Linked DNA regions of Homo sapiens: region 1 is linked to region 2. A link is a contact called in ENCODE Hi-C data. All regions are on one chromosome and are shown on one strand. Each heading gives the region's core, a stretch centred on a gene start or an enhancer-like site at or near the end of the contact. The rest is flanking DNA. Distances are from core to core; before and after follow the strand shown. Region 1 holds the start of GRAMD1C (GRAM domain containing 1C). Region 2 holds the start of SLC35A5 (solute carrier family 35 member A5).

Evidence for each region. Hi-C counts contacts between places; a loop is a spot of excess contacts on that map. Pooled maps may share reads with other maps.
Region 1: a pooled map shows a loop between it and region 2 (6-fold over the local background). The contact joins the promoter of GRAMD1C here to the promoter of SLC35A5 in region 2. A Hi-C loop is called at or near these places in 6 of 50 pooled maps.

What each region holds. Positions count from the first base shown.
Region 1 is chr3:113,834,186-113,841,147 of GRCh38, forward strand. GRAMD1C (GRAM domain containing 1C) reads left to right here and starts at 4,603. Exons shown (of 18, transcript NM_017577.5): 1 at 4,603-4,751. The coding sequence starts at 4,725. RefSeq lists a silencer at 4,616-4,815.
Region 2 is chr3:112,559,239-112,566,306 of GRCh38, forward strand. It overlaps SLC35A5 (solute carrier family 35 member A5), which reads left to right and starts at 2,807. Exons shown (of 7, transcript NM_017945.5): 1 at 2,807-3,035; 2 at 4,147-4,295. The coding sequence starts at 4,166. It overlaps ATG3 (autophagy related 3), which reads right to left and starts at 2,724. Exons shown (of 12, transcript NM_022488.5): 1 at 2,219-2,724. The coding sequence starts at 2,290. RefSeq lists enhancers at 1,486-2,295, 2,296-3,105, 4,726-5,535, 5,536-6,345.

The sequences.
Region 1 (6,962 bases), core at 3,353-5,852, 1.3 Mb after region 2:
TATTATTATTTTGAGACAGAGTCTCACCCTGTCACCCAGGCTGGAGTGTAGTGGTGCAATCTTGGCTCACTGCAACTTCCGCCTCCTGGGTTCAAGCGATTTTCCTGCCTCAGCCTCCCAAGTAGCTGGGATTACAGGCGCCTGCCACCACGCCTGGCTAATTTTTGCATTTTAGTAGAGACAGGGTTTCACCATGATGGTCAGGCTGGTCTCGAACTCCTGACCTCAAAGGATCCACCTGCCTTGGTCTCCTGAAGTGCTGGGATTACAGGCATGAGCCACCGCACCCAGCCTCTACACTTCCATTATAAGAGTCCTGTATCCCCACGGTCTTGTCAGCAGAATGCGTTTTCAAATTTCTGTACTTTTTGTCAAACTAGTAAGTGAAAAATAGTATTTCAGTGTGGTTTTAATTTCTATGCTATTCTGAGTGAAACTGAGGATCTTTTATATTTTTAAGAGACATTTGCCCAGGCACGGTGGCTTACACCTGTAATCCCAGCACTTTGGAAGCCCAAGGAGGGTGGATCATGAGGTCAGGAGTTCGAGACGAGCCTGATCAGCATGGTGAAACTCTGTCTCTACTAAAAAAAAAAAAAAAAAAATTAGCTGGGCGTGGTGGTGGGCACCTGTTATCCCAGCTACTCCAGAGGCTGGGACAGGAGAATCGCTTGAACACAGGAGGTGGAGTTTGCAGTGAACTGAGGTCGTGCCATTGCACTCTAGCCTGGTGACAAAAGTGAAACTCCGTCTCAAAAAAAAAAAAAAAAAGACACTGATATTTCCTTTTCCATGAACTTTCTGACATATACTTTAACAATTTTAACTTGACTATGGTTTTTCCATATGTTTTTCTGGGAGCTGTTTACATATTAGTGTGATCTCACTTTAAATACATGACCATTAATCTCCTAATTAAGCATTCCCCTGATTGTGGTAAGCAGGGATTTCTGGGAGCTGTTTACATATTAGTGTGATCTCACTTTAAATACATGACCATTAATCTCAATGAGGCATTTGTGTTGCCCAGCAATGCTACTGTTTTACTGTTTTCCTAAAACATTAGTCAGTTCATTCACCTGTGCTCCTAAGTATTTCATAATTTCTCCTTTCTCTTCAAACTTCTAACAACTTTTCTTCCATATTCACTTTCACCTTATGTTCTATTTCACTGCAAAATATATCAATGCTCTTCAGCCAAAGTCCAGGAGAACCATAGCTGTAGTTAGACAACATTGTGTTTATTGACTCATTGCAATGAGGGTGAAAAAATACCATGGAGAACCATGAGGACATCTCAGTGAAAGGGTGTTAGAAAGGTCTTACTACAGGATTTGGGTTTGTGTTCAGTGATTTTGCGAGGAGGATTCAAGAAGTGGAGCTTTGTCCCAGATTACATATTGTCAATAAGATGTGGTTATTCTGATTGGGTATCTTAATACATCTTATCTAGAAGGTAGGTGGAATAAAGTGAAGCTAAAGCTGTTATTGGGAAAAAGGCAGCAGTCAGTCATATTAGTCAGCATAGGGACATAGTCATTTCTGTGTTTCGAACGATGTTCACATTTTTGTCTGTGTTTAGACATGATTACCCAGTGGCCTTCTTTTTGTCTTACTCTATCATGATCATACAGTGGCCTTGCTTAATATTAGTGTTCTGTGACGTTTTTTATGTTTAACAGAACACAGTTTATGCAAAGTTTTGCAGAATGAGGATGGAAACCTGTCTTTTACTGATTATCTTATTAAGTAATTTGTCCTTTAGTATGTCATATATATTTAAGAAATATGCTCATGGCCAGGTGCAGTGGCTCACGCCTGTAATCTCAGCACTTTGGGAGGTTGTGGCGGGTGGATCACTTGAGGCCAGGAATTTGAGACCAGCCTGGCCAACATGGTGAAAGCCCATCTCTACTAAAAATACAAAAATTAGCCGGGCATGGTGGTGGGCGCCTGTAGTCCCAGCTACTCAGGAGGCTGAGGCAGGAGAATTGCTTAAACCTGGGAGGCAGAGGTTACAGTGAGTCAAGATTGTGCCACTGCACTCCAGTCTGGGGGACAGAACGAGACTCTGTCTCAAAAAAACAAAAACAAAACAAAACAAAAAAGAAATACACTCAGTGTCTGACATTTTGTGGAACTGGATTCAACTCCTTTCCATCTCTTCAACTTTACATTATGATTTTTAAATATATGTAAACAGTAAAAGAATAACTGAATAGTAGTATACCCTCCACTTAGGTCCAATAATTAACGTTTCGCTATTTTGTTTTCTCTGTGTATTCATCTTCGTGGAAGCATTTGGAAGCAAGTTGCAGACATGGTGCTACTTCACTCCTAAATACTTTTTTTTTTTTACATCCCCATGGATAACAGGGAACTCCTAAATATTTTAGTGTGAGTTTTCTAATATTAAAGACACCCTGCAACATAGCCACAAGTTATTATTATTATTATTATTTATTATTATTATTTGAGACGGAGTTTCACTCTTCTTGCCCAGGCTGGAGTGCAATGGCCTGATCTCGGCTCCCTGCAGCCTCCACTTTCCAGGTTCAAGCGATTCTCCTGCCTCAGCCTCCCAAGTAGCTGAGATTACAGGTGCTCACCATCACGCCCGACTAATTTTTGTATTTTTAGTAGAGACAGGGTTTCACCATGTTGGCCAGGTTGGTCTCAAACTCCTGACCTCAGGTGATCCTCCCACCTCAGCCTCCCAAAGTGCTGGGATTACAGGCTTGAGCCACCACGCCCAGCTGCCAAAAATTATTAATTATCCATAAATGAATATCCATAAATGTATACATAAATCATTAATTATCCTGTAACATCAACTCTAATAGCCATTTCATATTCACTATTCCTCAATTGTTCTAGAATGTCTTCCCTCCCTCCCTTCCTTCCTTCTTTCCTTCCTTCCTTCCTTCCCTCTCTCTCTCTTTCTTTCTCTCTCTCTGTCTCTCTTTTCTGGAGATGGGGCCCCCCTGTTTTGCCCAGGCTGGTCTTGAACTCCTGGACACAAGCAACCCTCCCACCTTAGTCTCCCAAAGTGCTGGAATTACATGAGTTAGCCACTGTGCCTGGCTTAGAATGTCTTTTTTATAGCTGTTTGGTTGGGAACTCTGAACCCCAAATATCTGAGACAGGCCTCAGTTAATTTAGAAAATTTATTTTGTGAAGGTTAAGGACACACCTGTGACACAGTCTCAGGAAGTCCCAATGACATGTGTCCAAGGTGGTTGGGGTACAGCTTGCTTTTATATATTTTGGGCAGACCTAATACATCAATCAATACATGTAAGATTTACATTGTTTCAATCTGGAAGGGGAGACAGCTCCAAGGCGAGAAGGAGGAACTTTCAGGTCATTGGTACATAAAAAAATTTTCTGATTTGCAATTGGTTGAAAGCGTTATTATTGACTGGGAGCTGTGGCTTGCACGTGTAATCCCAGCACTTTGGGAGGCCGAAGGGGGCAGACTGCTTGAGTCCAGGAGTTCGAGACCAGTCTGGGCAACATGGCGAAACCCTGTCTCAAAAAACAAACAAACAAACAAACAAACAAACAAACAAAGTAGTTAAGCATGGTGGCACACGCCAGTAGTCCCAGCTACTCGAGAGGCTGAGGTGGGAGGATTGGTTGAGTCCGGGAGGTGGAGGTTGCAGTGAGCAGAGATTGCGCCACCGCACTCCAGCTGGTCTAATAGAGCCAGAACCTGTCTCAAAAGAAAAAGAGAAAAAAGAGTTATTATCAGTAGAAAGGAATGTCTGGGTTAGGATAAGGGGTTGTGGATACCAAGGTTTTATCATGCAGATGCAGCCTCCAAGTAGCAGGTGTCCGAGGCAATAGATGATAAATATTTCTTCTCAGACTTAAGGTCTGTGTTGATGTTAATGAGGCATGTCCAATCCCCTCTTTCATCATGGCCTGAACTAGATTTTCAGGTTAAATTTGGAACGCTCTTGGCCAAGAGGAGGGGTCCATTTAGATGGCTGGGGGTGGGCCTCGGCATTTTATTTTTGGTTTACAGAACCAAGAATCTGCAATACGTACAGCAGTTAATCAGTAACTTCAATCCTTTATTGGAAGGAACAAGAGTTTCCTGGCCGGGGGCGGTGGCTGACGCCTGTAATCCCAGCACTTTGGGAGGCCAAGGCCAGCGGATTGCCTGAGGTGGGGAGTTCGAGACCAGCCTGACCCACATGGTGAAACCTTGTCTCTACTAAAAATACAAAAATTATCCGGGCGTGGTGGCAGGCGCCTGTAACCACAGCTACTCGGGAGGCTGAGGCAGGAGAATCGCTTGAACTGGGAGGCGGAGGTTGCAGTTAGCCGAGACGGGGCCTTGGCACTCCATCCAGCCTGAGGAATGAGAGCGAAACTCCGTCTCAAAAAAAAAAAAAAAAAGTTTCCGAGCAATTCACCTTTTCGCACATTGGGGCAGGGTATGCCATTTCCTGGGAGGCACAGTAGTTTGAGGTTGGGAATAGGGAAGTCTCATTGTGACCCCTAGAAAGACAAGCCTTCAGGCTAACCCGGTAACACCCATCGTCAGGAATCCTTCACGGCCGCCAGAGGGCGCAAGGAGCTGCGGCTGGAAGTACTCGGAGGGCCGGCGGAGGAGGCGCGCGGAGCCTGTAACTCGCAGCGCGCGCTGGAGGTGGGCGCGGGGCGGTGCGGTGCGGTGCGCGCGGGGCGGTGCCGCGGCGGCGGAGGGAGCCGCGATGGAGGGCGCTCCGACTGTCCGTCAGGTAAGCCGCGGGCCTCGCTGGGGCAGGTTCCCATCTGTGGCTTTAGCCTACTTTTTCTCACGGTGATTGCTTGAACCTTCTCAGATTACAGTTAATCCCTCCCTTCCCTTTTCTTCGTGCTCTTTGGAGTAATACGGAAAGTTGTTACCGAGGAAACGGTTTCCTGTGCCTCTGCGAGCCCTTTCCCTACGGGCGGTGGTGGGGACATTTGCTTCCCTGTGGGCGTTGAGGGCTTGAATTTGGTCCCGAAATGTCCTGGTGCGGATGTCTCAGCCCCAGGCCCCCTTGGGTCAGGCCCCATGGTCGTGATTCTGACCCACTGTCAACGTTTTTTCCAGCCTTGCCCCCTTCCTTTCATTCTCAGCCCTGTTGTAAAGGTCCGGATAGTTTAAATCACTGTGCTGTCAGCCAAGTTTTTGATTTCAACTAGTCTAGTTTTATTTGTTTACTACCTTATTTGACAAAACGGAAAGCGTGCTTATTAATATTCAGGATGAAACCCCGCTTTTGTTGGACGGGCGCCTGCGTTTCTGAACACCATCCTCCTTCTACATTGGTTTGTGTGTATGTATTTTACTTTTAGAGAACTGCGGTCAGTGCTATATCTTCTGAAGAGCGTTATAGTTTACAGATTAGTGGAGGTACACAAATAATTGTTGAATGAACAGATGAATGAGTGTTATTTCACTTGATTTGAAAAACATTACTATGAAATAGTCAAGCTGGATATTCATGAACCCAATCAGTCACTGATTCAGTTATGTCCCTGGCACTGGGTGTTCGGGATTAGATGGTGATTAACACAGACATGATCCCTGCTCTCAATAAGCTTATTGTCTAGACTAGAGATAAAATTATTTCCTCTATTGTAGAGTTAAGGAACAGATGTACAGAGATTGACTTTGCTAAGGACCACACAGCTAATAAGTCAGAGAGACAGGAATCTACTGTAGCCACCCCAGAAAGCCAGAATGGACCCCCATCCCAAATTTGATTCAGGTGTAGAAACTGATGATGCCACACACACACCATGAGGTTGGAGTAGAAACTGATGATGCCACACACACACCCTGAGGTTGGAGTGCAGTGGCGCAATCTCGGCTCACTGCAAGCTCTGCCTCCCGGGTTCACGCCATTCTTCTGCCTCAGACTCCCCAGTAGCTGGAACTACAGGCGCCCGCCACCACGCCCGGCTAATTTTTTGTGTTTTTAGTAGAGACGGGGTTTCACCGTGTTAGCCAGGATGGTCTTGAACTCCTGACCTCATGATCCGCCCGCCTCGGCCTCCCAAAGTACTGGGATAACAGGCTTGAGCCACCACCGCGCCCGGCCCTGAAAAAGTCTTTTACTTACATAATTAAGGTCTCCAGGGAGAGCAAGGCAGGCCTCTCAAGCAGCACTAAAATGGCTTAAGAGAGCCTCAGGAAAAAACTGGCTCCAGGTCTTTTTTTCACCCTTGATGTTTGATGACTGACCTGCACCATTTGAATTTGAATTTGAATTTAAGTCAGCCATTGTGGCCCAGTGCAGTGGCTCATGCCTGTAATTCTAGCACTTTGGGAGGCCAAGGCAGAAAGAAGTATCGCTTGAGGACAGGAATTTGAGACCAGCCTGGGCAACAAAGCAAGACCCTGTATCTACCAAAATAAAAAAAAAAAAGAAAGAAAAATTAACTGGGCATGGTTGTGTGGCGCCTGTGGTCCTAGCTATTTGGGAGGCTGAGATAGGAAGATCACTTGAGCACAGGAGGTTGAGACTGCAGTGACCCCTGTTTGTGCCATTGCACTCCAGCCTGGGTGACAGAGACCAAATTATTTTCAGAAATTTAACCAAGGTGGTAGGCCTTACACTATGTGTGGCACAATAGCCCATCCTCCTTTTGTGAGCTCCTTTGTGAGTATGTCAAAAGACTGTCCTCAGGGGAGGATGTCATCAATGGAATGTTATACTTGTGCTCCTGGAGAAAATTTGATGCAGTTAAGATCTTTCCTGTAAAGGCTGTGTATGATGGCAAGACTGCGTACTCTATGGTTAGCCTGGTAAAGAGATGTTATGTCTCTCTGGAGGTGAAGACCAACTATGGCTGAGGAGGTGTTGAAAGAGACACTGAACAGAACATATTAGCCAAATCTATCACAGCAAAATATTTACTAGTTGTGGACTGGATAGTCAGTAATTTCAACAATGTTGAGTATAGGGGCCTTCCTGGGT
Region 2 (7,068 bases), core at 1,557-4,056:
TCTCATCTCCACCAAGATACTGACACACTATTCTCTAAATTTTTCTAAACTTTAAGTTATATGTAAGATTTTCTGGTAGAGTCTACAAAAATGAAAACACTCATTTATAAACATTATTCATTCAACAAATGTTTACTATGTGCCAGACACTATTTGAGGCAGTGGGGATATTTGGGGGTGAATAACATAAATACAAATTTATTCTTGCCCTCATAAGGAGTTTCAACTCCAGTTGAGGAAGAAAAGCCAAATGGTAATGAATAACATACCATAAAGAAAAATGAAGCTGAGAGGAATCTGTGGGGTGGCTGGGGAGAGATGGCCATTTAAAATAGAATGGTAAGAGAACAAAGACTTCACTGAATAATGACTTAAAAACCTTAAGGAAAGGAACATGCCATAAGGCTGTTAAGTGCGAAGCGCGTTTCAGATAGAGGGAAGAGCACATGCAAAACCCCAAACCAAGAGTGTGCTTAACAGAATAATAAAGAGATCAGGTTAGCTTAAGCAACAGCAGTCAGGGGATGGAGCAGATGAGATTGGGGCCTCTACCAATTAAGCAGAACCTTAGAGATGATTGTAAGAACTTCAGTGTTTACTGCATGTACATACTCCAAACAAAACATGATTTTTCTTAATTTTTACTTGCTAGGAGAAGGCTATTACTTATTTCCTGAGGATTTTGTTCTTTCTCCTTGCCCTCCCTAAGCAGGAAACTGTAAGGATTCTCTCTGTAAACAACAGTTTGCACAGGAGTATCAAGGAGACGGTCATTCATTCTTTCCTTTTTACTAAAGACATATACCATACATACTGACATGCCAACAGTTCCTTTTCAGTTTGGTGAGCAAGTATGATGGACTCCTGAAAACATAATTCTACATCATACATTTTATATTTCATTTGGGCAGTCTCTTGCTCCTCTCTCCCGGAAACTAAAAAGTTGTACAATGGTGTATTATTAAAATACTGTATACCTAGGTAGATATGATATTCTGAAAAGTTAACATAATTATGTAAAAGCATTTGATTCAAATGTGAAAATTATTTTCCAATCTTAGTTTGACTGAATAATCTTAAAATGACTTTCACAGTAAACAAATGTAAGCAAAGCAACAGTTGAAATTCTCATTTATAATCGCTGGTTTATTTCTTACTTGGCCAATAAGTTATTCTTTTAAAAGGAGCTTTACAAAAACGTATTTTAAAAAGTATAGACCTAGTACTTCCCTTTGTCATGGAAAGGGAGCAAAGCAAAACTCTCCACTATTCTTAGCATATTAAGGTATTTCACCCCCACACTGAGATTGGTACATTCTAACTGAAAGCTTAAAAACAACTAGAAAAAAAAAACAAAAACTAAGCAAGAACTTCCCATTAATTTACTATTCTTGCTCACTTTTCAGAAAGCAAAAATGAAGTTACAACAAAACACTCCAAAAGAGTTATAAAAGAAAAGCTTGAAGGCAGTTGTAGAAATTTACCTTTAAAAAAAAAATCAGTCACTACTGTAACAGCTAATGTGTCACAATTTTTTACTTTAAAAATGCTGTACTGTTGCCAATATATTTTTAAAAATTATACAGCCAGGAAGGTCAAACCGTGCCTTGTTATCACTAATAACCAGCTACGGCTATCTGAAAAGCTTGGGAAAAAGGTTTTGCTCGTTAGATGGGTTCAAGGTTACTGAATGAGATAATGTTGCCAATTTCACCTCCTTCCTCTGAAATCTAAACGAGTTGGGATCGCAGTCACAACTTCCCCACTACAGCGGACTTTCATGAAACTTAAAGGAAAAGTGACCTCACCTCAGGTCTCTTTTGACCTCTGTGTGTCAAACACTAAATTCATTTTTTAAAGAGAAGCAAAATCCTTGCTTAAAAAGGCTAAAAGACTTCCAGTGTTTGGATTTAACGTTCTTCAATCTACTCAGCCTCCGAACACCCTTCCAACCCGACGTACCCGACCGCGCAGAGTTATGACGGGAGAAGGCAGGAACACGCAGAGCGTCGCTCCAAGTTTACCCCTGAGGAGTCAGAAAGCCCTAACGAACAGCCGGTTAAGACTACGGGTGGGGGCTGCACACTTCCCTGTGTCTCGAGCCCTACTGCCTTCCTACACCTTGCCCCGCCGGAGAAAGCGGGGACTCCTGCGGCGCCTGGTCCCTGAAAAGTCGAGCATGTGCCTGACAGCTCCCGGCAACCCTGGCCTGGCTTACCTTGAGGACCGGGGTCAGGTACTCAGCCACTTCCAGTGCCTTTCCCTTCACAGTATTAATCACATTCTGCATCCTGGGGCCGGAGTAGCGGCCGGCCCCGCGACGGGATGGAAAGTGCAGCCGTGTCAGGGGCCAGGGAGTCAGAAAATGTCCTCGCTGCCACCGACTCGCATCAGCACCCGGCTGGCAGCACCCGAGGGGACGGGACGCGACGCGACGGGACGGGCGGGACGAGGGGGCGGGGCGGCAGGCACAGCGCGCGAAGACGGGGTGCGCGATCCTCGCACCCCAGGCAGCCCGCGACGGACCGGACCCAGCTGTCACCCAGCCGCGAGGGAGGGCAGCGGGGCCGAAGGGAGACCTGAGGTGAGAAGCGGACGCACACGCACCCCTCGCCCTCTGCGAGCTGTCTGTCCTCGCTTTGCTTCACTCGCGCCCCTTCCGGCTTCCCTTCCTTCTCACTCTCTTGCCGTAGCTGCGCCGCCACCGGGGCCTCACGTGACACTAGACTCTCCCGGCACGTGACGTGAGAAAGGGGCCGGGCTGGGGCGGGATAAGCCGCTTCTCCCCTCCTTCCGGAAGCGTAACACTGAACGTGCCTGCGCAATGGGTGTCGGGTCCGCTTTTTCCCAATCCGGACGTAATCGTGGTTTTTGTTCTGCAATAGGCGGCTTAGAGGGAGGGGCTTTTTCGCCTATACCTACTGTAGCTTCTCCACGTATGGACCCTAAAGGCTACTGCTGCTACTACGGGGCTAGACAGTTACTGTCTCAGCTCTAGGATGTGCGTTCTTCCACTAGAAGCTCTTCTGAGGGAGGTAACCGCGCCCCGCGGGCAAGGAATTGCGCCTGCGTCTGAGGGGAGGGTGCGCCAGTGAAGAGCCCTACTGCGCATGTGTGACTAGAAGGGTAGTCCCTGACTGTGAAGGGAAATCTGGCCCCCTCCTGTCGGGGAGGCGTCCTGTAGGCGTGCGCCCAATGGGGCTGTCAGTATTGGCATTTCTCCCCACTCCCCGCAGGCTCTATGCGCTATTCCTACAGTACGCTGGGAGGCTTTGGGCAAGTTACTTACCCAACCTGGGGTTTAGTGTCCTCAGCCTATCAAAAGAGGGCCTTAGATTCATTGATTTCTACGATCTCCTCCATTTCAAACACTAACTAGTTCAGTAAAACTTTACAGCAGTGTTTCAGATATTTCCATTTTGGTCGTTATTGTAATGAAGTCTGTCCTAATAAGCTTTTTCCTCCGAGGGAAAAGAGGAGGAAAATACAATTCTGAAAGCCTTATCTTACAGCAAAATTATTTACTAATAAGAGTAAAAGCGAGGCCGGGCGCGGTGGCTCACGCCTGTAATCCCAGCACTTTGGGAGGCAGAGGCGGGCGGATCACAGTCAGGAGTTCGAGACCAGCCTGGCCAACATAGTGAAACCCCGTCTCTACTAAAAATACAAAAATTAGCCGGGCGTGGTGGCGGGCGCTTGTAGTCCCAGCTATTCTGGAGGCTGACGCAGGAGAATCGCTTGAGTCCGGTAGGTAGGGGTTGCAGTGAGCCAAGACCGCGCCGTTGCACTCCAGCCTGGGTGACAGAGCGAGACTCCGTCTCAAAATACATAAATAAATAAAATTTAAAAATAAAATTCAAAATTGCTTTGAAGAATTCTTTTCTGCTGTTGCAAAGTGTCATTTGCTCACCTGCTACCTTTGTCAGCAGGTCTAATCTGGTTCTACGTTTTCTGTCTCCAGAGTACTCCCTCTTATCAGATTTTCACTTTCCTTTTGTCATAGTTTCTTTATGCCTCAACTTTCTTGGTGCTGATATAGTCATAGCCAAAATTTTTTAAAAATTCCTTTTTTGTCCTCACGATCAATGGTATTTGCGTTTAGGGTCTGCCAACAAGGTCGTTCATGAAAGTGTTTTTCTCTTTAAGGTAATTAAAAAACAGTGGAATGGAAAAACAGTGCTGTAGTCATCCTGTAATATGCTCCTTGTCAACAATGTATACATTCCTGCTAGGTGCCATATTCATTGCTTTAAGCTCAAGTCGCATCTTACTAGTGAAGTATTCTGCCAATGAAGGTAAGTTAAGACTTGGTATATGCATGGAGCACTTCCATCTAATCACACATCTCTCTCTTGCCTTTGGTTCTGTTATATATAACATGGAAATAATAATGCCTTTTGCTTCATGTGAGTGATAAAGCATATTTAAATTTGATTATTTAACCTTGCATTCCTCAACAAGAAAAAATGTTTGATAATGGATGAAATGTGAGTCAATCAGATACAAAAATCAAACCCTTTGGTGAAGAACCAGTCGTAACATTTGACTGTTAATTCAATCAACAGGTGTTTCTGGACCTATAGCAAAATGTGTAATTGCGCCTTATTTTGAAGTAGAAGGATATATTTGTTTGGTCACTTGGCATTTGTGAGGTACTTACTATTGTAATTATTGTATCAATGGTAAGGTGTCAGCATTATATTGTGCGGTCATATTGTATCAACAGTATAAATTATAAGCTTTGATAAGTATGTATTTAAGAAATCTTTTTTTATGTAGGGATTTAAGCAAACACTTTAATTCCACAAAACTGTATTGAGTACTTCTTACTAGTTATTGAGTGAAGGGGTGGGTTGCCCCTCCACATCTGTGGGTGTTTCTCGTTAGGTGGAACGAGAGACTTGGAAAAGAAAGGGACATAGACAAAGTATAGAGAAAGAAAAAAGGGGGCCCAGGGGACCGGCGCTCAGCACACGGAGGATCTCTGCCAGCCTCTGAGTTCCATTAGTATTTATTGATCATTATTGGGTGTTTCTCGGAGAGTGGGATGTGGCAGGATCATAGGATAGTAGTGGAGAGAGGGTCAACAGGTAAACACGTGAACAAAGGTCTCTGCATCATAAACAAGGTAAAGAATTAAGTGCTTTGCTTTAGATATGTATACACATAAACATTTCAATGCCTTAAAGAGCAGTATTGTTGCCCGCATGTCCCACCTCCAGCCCTAAGGCGGTTTTCCCCTATCTCAGTAGATGGAATATACAATCGGGTTTTACTCCGAGACATTCCATTGCCCAGGGACGAGCAGGAGACAGATGCCTTCCTCTTGTCTCAACTGCAAAGAGGCGTTCCTTCCTCTTTTACTAATCCTCCTCAGCACAGACCCTTTACAGGTGTCGGGCTGGGGGACGGTCAGGTCTTTCCCTTCCCACGAGGCCATATTTCAGACTATCACATGGGGAGAAACCTTGGACAATACCTGGCTTTCCTAGGCAGAGGTCGCTGCGGCTTTCCACAGTGTTTTGTGTCCCTGCGTACTTGAGATTAGGGAGTGGTGATGACTCTTAACGAGCATGCTGCCTTCAAGCATTTGTTTAACAAAGCACATCTTGCACAGCCCTTAATCCATTTAACCCTGAGTTGACACAGCACCTGTTTCAGGGAGCACAGGGTTGGGGGTAAGGTTACAGATTGCAGAACAAAATGGAGTCTCCTATGTCTACTTCTTTCTACACAGACACAGTAACAATCTGATCTCTCTTTTCCCCACAATTGAGGACACATACAATCATGATATGACCTTTAATGGTCTACTACTTGGAGAGTCAGATGTGTACCCAAGTCTCTACTGCAGTTAACATTTACCTGCCAGGCACTAGGCTAAGTATTAGCAGCAGGTTCAAAGTGCATAAGATATAGACCTTGTCCTCAAGACTTAGTTTATTAGGAGAGACATGAATGTAAACACATCATGAAAATCCATTATAATAACTGCAATAATTGATATATCCTGAAGATGCAGAGATTGTCTAGAGGATAAAGTTATATATTCTGTTTGGTAGGGGATGATGTGGAGTTCAAATGGATCAGAGAACACTTCGCTGATTAGAAGTCAGTTGATCCACTAGAAGTCAAGGTGAACAAGGGGATTCAAAACAGAGGCAACAGCCTGTAAAAGGGAACAGAGGCATAAAAAAGCAGGATATGTTGTGAGAATATGTAGTTTGAAATTACCAAGCAAAAAGTTTAAGGACTCGTAGCCAGGCACAGTGGCTCATGCTGTAATCCCAGCACTTTAGGAGGCCAAGGCCGGCGGATCACTTGAGGTCAGGAATTTGAGACCAGGCTGGCCAACATGGTGAAACCCATCTCTACTAGAAATACAAAAAATTAGCTGGGTTTGTTGGCGTGTGCCTGTAATCCCAGCTATGAGGGAGACTGAAGCAGGAGAATGAACCCGGGAGGCAGAGATTGCAGTGAGCCGAGATCATGCCACTGCACTCCAGCCTGGGCAACAGAGCAAAACTGTCTCAAGAAAAAAGAAAAAAAAAAGTTTAAGGACTCAGAAGAAAGAGAAGGAGTGGTTGGCTGGAGAGAGGTTGGTAAGTCTCAGATTTTTAAGGACTTCATATTCCATGGTAAGGAGCTGGGACCTTAGTCTCTAGGCCAGTCTGAGGGATAAGGGATACTTGAAGGATTATAAATAGGAGAGTAAAATGAGGGACTGTTATGGTAGCTGGATGGCAGTGGAAAAGACAGGAAGCTCAATAGCCAGTTAAGGGGTTATTGCAAAGTAAAGCCATAGGTGATGAAGACTAACTTAGTGTTTTGGAAGTAGTAAGATAAATAAGGAGTATTCAGAACATAGAAAAGACAGGATTTGGAGAATGTATTGAATATGAAAATTAAAAAAGATAACATATAGCTCCAAGGTTTCTGGTTTGAATGCTGAGTGGATTGATGCTGTTCTTAGCTGAGATGGAGACTATTAGGAGGAAGAGTAGGTTGGGCAGAGTTTGAAAAGATTGTAGTTGAAGAGGTCAGGAGCTATGTCCCTACTGCAGTTTT